Regions from separate parts of the Mus musculus genome. Here regions 2 and 3 are each linked to region 1. Evidence: chromatin loops called from intact Hi-C (ENCODE). Cell type or tissue: heart. All regions are shown on one strand.

Evidence for each region. Peaks named below come from ENCODE experiments on the same cell type or tissue, not always from the same donor. Only the 100,000 strongest peaks of a DNase experiment are listed, where the experiment ranks them.
Region 2: it touches region 1 in a loop (2.2-fold over the local background); 1 of 42 quality-filtered maps calls a loop at or near these places.
Region 3: a loop joins it to region 1, with 3 times the contacts of the local background. A loop is called at or near these places in 1 of 42 quality-filtered maps.

Annotation. Positions count from the first base shown.
Region 1 is chr8:22,475,659-22,478,158 of GRCm38, forward strand. Smim19 (small integral membrane protein 19) reads right to left here and starts at 1,221. Exons shown (of 4, transcript NM_001146117.1): 1 at 848-1,221. Slc20a2 (solute carrier family 20, member 2) reads left to right here and starts at 1,042. Exons shown (of 11, transcript NM_011394.3): 1 at 1,042-1,267. In heart, no CTCF peak of the experiment used is centred here; DNase peaks (open chromatin) are centred at 1,043, 1,133, 1,483 and 1,693; H3K4me3 peaks cover 2,500 bases; H3K27ac peaks cover 2,218 bases.
Region 2 is chr8:22,397,260-22,399,759 of GRCm38, forward strand. It overlaps Slc25a15 (solute carrier family 25 (mitochondrial carrier ornithine transporter), member 15), which reads right to left and starts at 1,362. Exons shown (of 7, transcript NM_181325.4): 1 at 1,181-1,362. It overlaps 1810012K16Rik (RIKEN cDNA 1810012K16 gene), which reads left to right and starts at 1,462. Exons shown (of 3, transcript NR_045473.1): 1 at 1,462-1,724; 2 at 1,888-2,019; 3 at 2,186-2,332. In heart, no CTCF peak of the experiment used is centred here; a DNase peak (open chromatin) is centred at 1,352; H3K4me3 peaks cover 2,209 bases; H3K27ac peaks cover 1,650 bases.
Region 3 is chr8:22,592,377-22,594,876 of GRCm38, forward strand. It overlaps Vdac3 (voltage-dependent anion channel 3), which reads right to left and starts at 1,437. Exons shown (of 9, transcript NM_011696.2): 1 at 1,308-1,437. In heart, no CTCF peak of the experiment used is centred here; a DNase peak (open chromatin) is centred at 1,475; H3K4me3 peaks cover 2,497 bases; H3K27ac peaks cover 2,089 bases.

The sequences.
Region 1 (2,500 bases):
TGTAACCTAACCAAGTGTGAGGATATGCGCCTTTCCCCTTCAGTCTAAAGTAAAATGTCCAGGGGTTGGTTCATTTCAGGCAAGTTAATGCTCTAGTAGATTGATGCTGAGAGTGACATTCTGGGCTCTTATGGGAAAACTGACATCTTCCCTCAGCTGTCCGGTGATGTAATGTTTAAACTATTATTGCATTAGAAAGATGCTAGCTAGATGGAGCTGATTTAAGCTGCAGGTTAAACACGCATATTAAGAGATCATGACATCAAAAAACGCATCCATCGGGATTTAGTTTAAGGCTGACCTCCTTTTGGGTGACAAAATCCTTTTCAGGTAATCATGAGACATTATCCTAAGTTTTAAAGTTTGTCCACTCCGTTCTAGAACCTGCCACCTCGCTTGGAATGCTATTTTCTGCCTCTCACGTGGGACTTTTGTTACTCTCTCACGGAAATTCAGACTACACATAATTTCTAACAACGGAACCCAAACACCATGAGGGGAAGATTCATTCTCCTGACTCTCTGAAGCACTGCGACGTTTGAGGTCCTAAAACAGACGGGAACAAGGTCACAGGCTTTCACCCCATCCTAGAGGACGGAGCATAGCTGAGGCCTGTGGACTGCGCAGTACACGTTCGAGTAATTTTTTTTTTCTTTTTGCACCCATCCTGCTTTGACGCACTGCAACTCAATAACAGGTGACAGTGGTGGCTCTGAGATCCCAAGGCCACAGGGACCCGGGGAACGGGAGGCGCAGAGGTGGCACACAGATCTGACGCCCAAACCTGGCCTCCTCCAGCCGCCGCCCCCCTCCCCCGAGCCTGTGCAATCTGTTCCAGGTGACATACAGGACAGTCCTCCCGCGACGGGACGCCGCACGCTCCCGCCGGCGTCTCTGCGGGCTCCGGGGACCCTAGGCACGCTGCAGCCGCCCCGCTCACTCCGCCCGCAGAGACACCCAGGTCGGGATCTGACCCGCAGCAGCTCGCAGCCCGCGGCTGGGCCCGGACTGGACGGGACGGGGCGGGGCCGGGACGGGGGCGGGGCGGTGACGCAGCCGCGCGCGGGCGGGCGAGCGAGCGGGAGAGCGGGCGGGCGGGCGCTCGGCGGCTGCTGAGGTGCGGAGGCCGCCGCGCCGAGCCGCTCCGCTCCGCTCGGGCTGTTCCGGGAGTCGGGCGGGGAGCGCGGGCCGAGACCCAGCGGACCGGACGACCTCGCCTTCGTCACTTCCTGCCGGCCCGCGGTTTCCGGAGGGAACGAGAAGCCAGGTTTTGTTATTGGTTTTTCTTCCTTCCCTCTGTGCGGGATCGGAGCCCGACGCCGCGGCGGCACCGCGTGCCGCGTGTGGCGGGAGCCGAGCGCAGCGCGGTGCAGCGCGGCGGTGCGTCTCTCCGCGCGCCGCGGCCCGGGTCGGCGCGGGCGGGAAGCGGCGGGCTCAGGCCGGAGGGCGCCGAGGCTCCTCCGCGGTGGGGCGGTCTCGGGGTGTCTGCGCGTGCTCCCGGGACGAAGCTGGCTGGCTGGGTTCTCGGTCTCCTCATCTTCCCGGCTGTGAGGCCGAGGCGACTGCTCTCTCGCATCTTTGCTTGAATGGCTAGGGTGTTTTTAAAAGAAAAAGAACAAAAAAGAAAAACACCATTTGCGTGGGGGGACTTGAATAAGGTTACGTTTTCCAGGGTGAGGCAGGTGGTGATCGTTAATGAGTGAGTGCAGTTTCGCCATTAAACCGATCAGTCGGTCCCCCCAGGTTAGTGCGGCCATGCAAATAAAGCGGCCCATTGTCCACGTGCTTAAGGGCTTAGCAATTCCAGCAGGGCAAGTTCTCCGGGATCATCTGACTTCTTGTTACCATTCTTGCTCGCAGTGTAGCGGTTCTCTTGAGTTGGCGTGCAGAGATAAGAGCAAATAATTAGACTGTAACTTTTCACAAGTTGTCTTGCCTATTACAAACTCACCTTCCCTTAGGATCAGTAACATGTTTTTGTAGTATCAGTGTATGTGCGTTTACGTATATTATACACACAATCATTTATATAATTTTTAAACCATTTAGTTTGAGTTTAAAGTTAGAGAATTAGAAAGAGTAGTACACGTGGTGTTTGCTGCCTGTTTGCCGGGACAGTGCCAGATGTTCATAGATGTTTTATATCAGTTCATTCTCAAGGGGAACTTCTTACATAGGCGTAGATTGTTCAGTTTCTCAATACTTAAGTTTGATTAGCTCGCACCACTATGTAGAACGTTGGCTTTAAATAGTTGTTTCTCTTCTGAAAATAAGGGTGCTGATCACAGAATAACTTAGCAAATTAGTGTGGCTTTAGAAAGAAGTTCATAGAAGTGTGTTTAGTCCATTTGGGTGTATAAGAGTTTTAAAAGCCTTGTGGCTCTTTTCTTACTCCTAAGTGCCCATTATATAACATGGTCAGAAGTTGATCTAGATAGGGTGGGCACCAGGCAAAGGTACAGAGCCGTTACTCAAATTTGGGGTCCTTTGTATTTCTTAC
Region 2 (2,500 bases), 78 kb before region 1:
TTAATCCCCCCCCCCCCTCCAAGAGCCAAAGGGACAGTAAGTTTGCTGTGAACTTGAGTCTCCTAGAAATGTTAGAAAGGCCATGAAGTCGCATCAACTTGGGGACAAGACCTACATGAGGATGAAAGCAATAGACACACTAACATGGATAAGGAAATCTCGGGGGAGGGGGTCTCAACCCTTGACAAAGAACTACAAACGAGTAAGGAAAGCTGGGAATGGGGGCATAGTCTTCCCCAGAGTACAGTCCCCAGTTGGTTATCCACCATATAGAGACAAGTAGCATTATATGTCCTGAGAAAAAGAGGCCATGAATTTGAAAGGGGGTAGGGGATATGGTTACACCGAAGGGGTTAGGCGTAGAAAAGGGAAGGGAGGAAATGATGTTAATTACAATTTTAAAAAGATATATTTTTTTAAGTGCTTTCCCGTGCTGGGAATTAAACCTAACTTCCTGCATACCAGGAAAGTACTCTTAACACTTAGCCCCCTTCTCAGGGGTATCTGTCAAATTATAGAAGACAGAAACGCTACTAACAGATGAACCCAGAAAGAATGCACAAGGACCTGAGTATCACCTGTGGCTTGGGGGATATGCAGGACCTGCAAAAACCAGACCGGTCTGCGCGGATTTAAACTAATTTAGGAGCCTGCTGTACCATTTGGAGTAGAAACCCCGAATCCTTTGAGCGTCTCACCCTCTTCCTTCAAACTACCCAGCAGTCCCAGAAACAACGCCGCCGACACAACCACTGGTTCCTAGGGTGCCAGAAAGAACTTCCCGGGTGCTCAGCGCAGGTGAGGCTGCCTTTCGCTAAGGAGGGACCCGTCTGGAGCTGCAGCTGGAGCTGCAGCTGGGCTGCAGAAGGCCGCCTGCCTGCCACCACCATCAATCGAACCCCTCGGGCCCAGCCCGGGACAACCGGGGTGCCAACTACTGCCGCAGCTGCGGAGCGCTTCACCCGGCCTGACCCGGATTCTGCTCTGCTCCGCGCAGCGCGCGCACACTGGCCACCGCGCCCGCCCGCCCGAACCTCCGCGTCTCCCGGGACCCCGCAGCGAGCCCGGTGCGCGCGCCCGGAGCCGCGGCACGTGTGCGGCAGGGCGGGGACTGTCAGCCGCGTTCCCCAGCCGGGCCGGTCGCCCACTCGCTCGCTCCCGCCCGCTCCCGCAGCCTCACCGCCGCGCCTGGCTGTGTCCGGCTCGCCCTCTGCCGCCCGCGCGCTCCGCTGGCGGCCGCGGGCCCCCGGGCAATTTTTAAGGTCGCCCTGTGGGTCCGGCCCTCGGGCCCTCCCTCCTGAGACCCCCTCCACCAGCCCTCCCTCCGGAGGCCACGCCCTCCTGAGGGCCCGCCCTCTCGAAGTCCCGCCCTACCGGCCCTCCCCCACGCGAGGCCCCCTCCGCCCCTCCCTCCCGAAGGCTGGCCAAGGAAACGGAAATCTGCTCTCCTCGCTGACTGCCGAGCTGGCAGCCTCCGGGAGGACTCACCTTGAGGTCTCCCAGCGTTATCCAGCCCCAGGAGGCTGTGGCTTTAACAGTAAATGGAAAGTACTAGAATGGTAGTGGTGAACTATAAGTTCCCTTATGGGCAGCTTTTTAAATCATCTGTTTATTTGTCTACAGACAGGGTCTCGCATAGCCCAGGCTTAACTTGCTATATGGCTGAGGGTGGTCAGGAACTTCCTGATCTTCCTACCTCCCCCTTCCAAGAGAAGGAATTTCAGGTTTGTTCCACCAGGCTTGGATTTGTGAGGTGGCTGGGATGAAACGTGGGGCTTCCTGCATGCTAGGCAAGCGCTCTGCCAACAGAGCTACATCCCTAGGTTTTAGTTGCTTGTCTGATTGTCTATTTTGTGTCGCTTTAGGTTTCATTCTTTCTCCCCTAAGGAAATCCATTCCCAGGAACATTATGGAAAAGACAACAATATAAGCTGCCGCTGCAGGTTTTATAGTTCCCAGCGATATATTCCTGAGGCTTTAATTAGAAGCTCAAAGTGACGCTGGAGTGAGGGCGCAGAGGTAAAGAACCTTTGATACTTATCAACTTGACTCAGCCTAGAATCAGTAGAGGGATTGCCTAAATCCAGTCAGTCTGAGGATGGAAAGGTCCGTAGCAGCAATGTCTTGATCAGTAATTGATGCTGGAGAGCCCAGCCCACTATGGGTGGTGTCATTCCTCTGGCAGGAAGTCCTGGATTGGAGGGGGGAAAAAAGCATCGTCCAGAGATCAACCAAGAAAGTGAGTCGGTAATCTGTATTCCTACATGGCTTCTGCCTTGACTTCCTGCCTTCCGTCAATCTGGAAGAGAATGCCAAATAAACCTTTTCCAAGCTGCAGTTTAGGCAACAGTGTTTCATTGCTGCAACAGAACGAAACTAAAATTCAGTTCTTAGCCCACATCTGGTAGCGCCCAAGTCCAGCGCTGGTGTGTATCCAGCTCCCCCGTCTGGCTTCTGTAAGCATCTGCAGGTTCCTTCAGGGGTACACACACACACACAC
Region 3 (2,500 bases), 120 kb after region 1:
GGGCAAAGGAGATGGCTCAATTGGCAAAGTGTCTGTCACACAAGCATGAGGAACTGCATATGAGGACCCACACAGCACTGGGGTAGGGAAAGTGCGGAGACAGGAAGACTTCTCAGTTCAGTGAGGAGACCTATACCCAACATCAACCACTGGACTCCACATGCATACGGATGTGCACACAAACGTGTACATACACCACATAAACAAGTTCACACACACACCCAAAATTTATAGAGAAATGGGGATGGCGTATGGGTAAAGCACTTATCTTACATAGAAGAGGATCTATAATTGATGCCACGGGTTTTATCCAAGGCATCAATCAAAAGGAAAAGTTAAGGAGTCAAGGCAAATGAGTGGTATTGATGTTCTACATCAATCTATAATAAAATTCTGCTCTATGTTACAGAGTTTGGAGTCCACTAGCAGGGTAATTTTACAGTCCCGGTAGTAATGTAAATCTTTTGCCATCATTCTAGGAGGGAGGAAACACAGGTCTTACGTATTCAGACAGAAACGTTTATACAGTTTTAGGTTTTCATACTGATCAGGGAGAAAATAAACCAAGGTGGTCGAAATGTCTAAGTGCTATTTACAAGCTGCGTTTAGCGTTTTTGATCCACTGTTTCTCAAAAATCATCACTTTGCAAAAGTCAAGTGGATAACTGAAGTCGTTCATGCCCAAACTGTCCCTTACTCGGACCCATGATTCTAATGGGAAATGCACTGCTGGTATGATCAAGCAAAAAAATCGAGAAAACCCGGACTCCATGTTACTCGAGAGTCAAGCTACAACCTCACAATCATCTTAGCGCTACAAGACAGCTATGCACCATGCCCTGAGGCTGCATTAGAGCCTGAGAGGACGACAAAAGGCACTAACTAGAGGAGACAGCTTCTCTTTTGTTCCTTGTTTCTGCTTTTTAAGATGCATGAAGAGCATCCACCCTTCGGCCGTCGGGAGTGCAAGACACGCCTGACAAGTGCTGGACACACCAGACAGCGGGGTGAGGACAGGGTCGGGTGTAGGTTTGGGGTTCCGGGACTCGTCCTCTCTAGAAACCGCCCGCCTTCCAGCCTGGCCCCGGGCAGACCGCCAGTGCGCACGCCGGGTGCGGCGGAAGGTCGCGGCCGGCCCAGGGCGGCGACTCCCGCCCTCAGGCGACCAACAGGGTCCGGGCAGCGGAGTCTCCCCTGCCTCGCCTCGCCCTAGGTCGGCGCCCCTCAGCTCCTCCTCCGTGGCCTCGGCCGGCTCCTCAGGCCCGCCGGCCATCCGCCCACCCGGCCCGCGGCAGCGGTCGCCTCACCTACAACCCGAGGGTGGGCCCGTCCCGCTCCACCAAGGCAACGCTGAAGGTCTTCTCGAACCAACGCCGTCTGCGCCTGCGCGACCTCGCTCCCCCGCCGCGCCTGTGCGCCTGCGCGCCCGTCGTCCCCCAGCGCGAGTGCGCGCGGCGCGGCGCCGCGCCTCAGACCAGACGTGCAAGGGGCCCCGCGGCGGGCGCCTAGGCCAACTGTCCGGCTGCGCGTGCGCGGGCGAGTGCGCGGGCGCAGTGGGGGCCCTGCTGGCGGGTGACCGGCGCGGGGTGGTGTGGAAATGGCCGAAAGGCCTTTGAGGACCTTTGCTGGGCCGGGAGGCGCGGCTCTCGCGAGAATGTGCCAAAGCCGTAGCTACTGTCCCCTGAAGGGGCGCGGGCGGGCAGGGCGCCAGCAGAGACCCAGGGCGGGCTCTGCGGACGCGAGCTGCCAGCCAGAGTGTCGCTCCCAGACCCTGCCACCCTCTCTATGGTGGATGACTTGCAGGTCTTTATGGGAACTTCGTCCCAGGTCAACTGTAATTTTAAAATGTGAGTCTTCTCAGTTGGAACGATGAGAGAAAACCCAGGCCCTAGAGGTTAGGCGACTGCGGGCTTCTAGAGCATGCAAGTTAATTCAAGAGAGAGAGAGGATGGAGAGAGAGCTCTTCTTAGAAGAGAAATCAATGTCGCAGGAATTGTGCAAGGAACACACCACTGCTTTAGAGCCACCTTAGTGACAACCGATTCCCCAGCAAACGGTTAAGGAGATCCCGATGGTTCCCAGGACTCACTCACTCCGCGGATTATTTACTGAAGAGGAAAGGACCTTCACAGCCAGAAAATCGCCTTCACCAAGTGACTAAAGCTAACTTCAGGTGCCCTGTCATTCACAGAAAGGGACACAAGTCGATATTCTTATATTCTTGGTTGTGAACCTAGCCTTTAACGGCTGAGCCATCTCTCCAGCCCACGAGTCAGTATTCTTAACAAAGCATGTAATTTGTCTATGGGCGAGAAAGCAAATCCAAATTAAGGGACGTTCTGCGAAGCAACTGCTCAATCTTCAATGTCATGAAAGATGAAGAAAAGGGTTTAAGAACAAAAAGATGTAATGCTAAAGTGTTTTTGTGAGTCTCAGTTGGACTGTGGATAAAACAAAAGGGCTATTGAACACAACCAAGCAACTGAGGAGATTTGAGTAA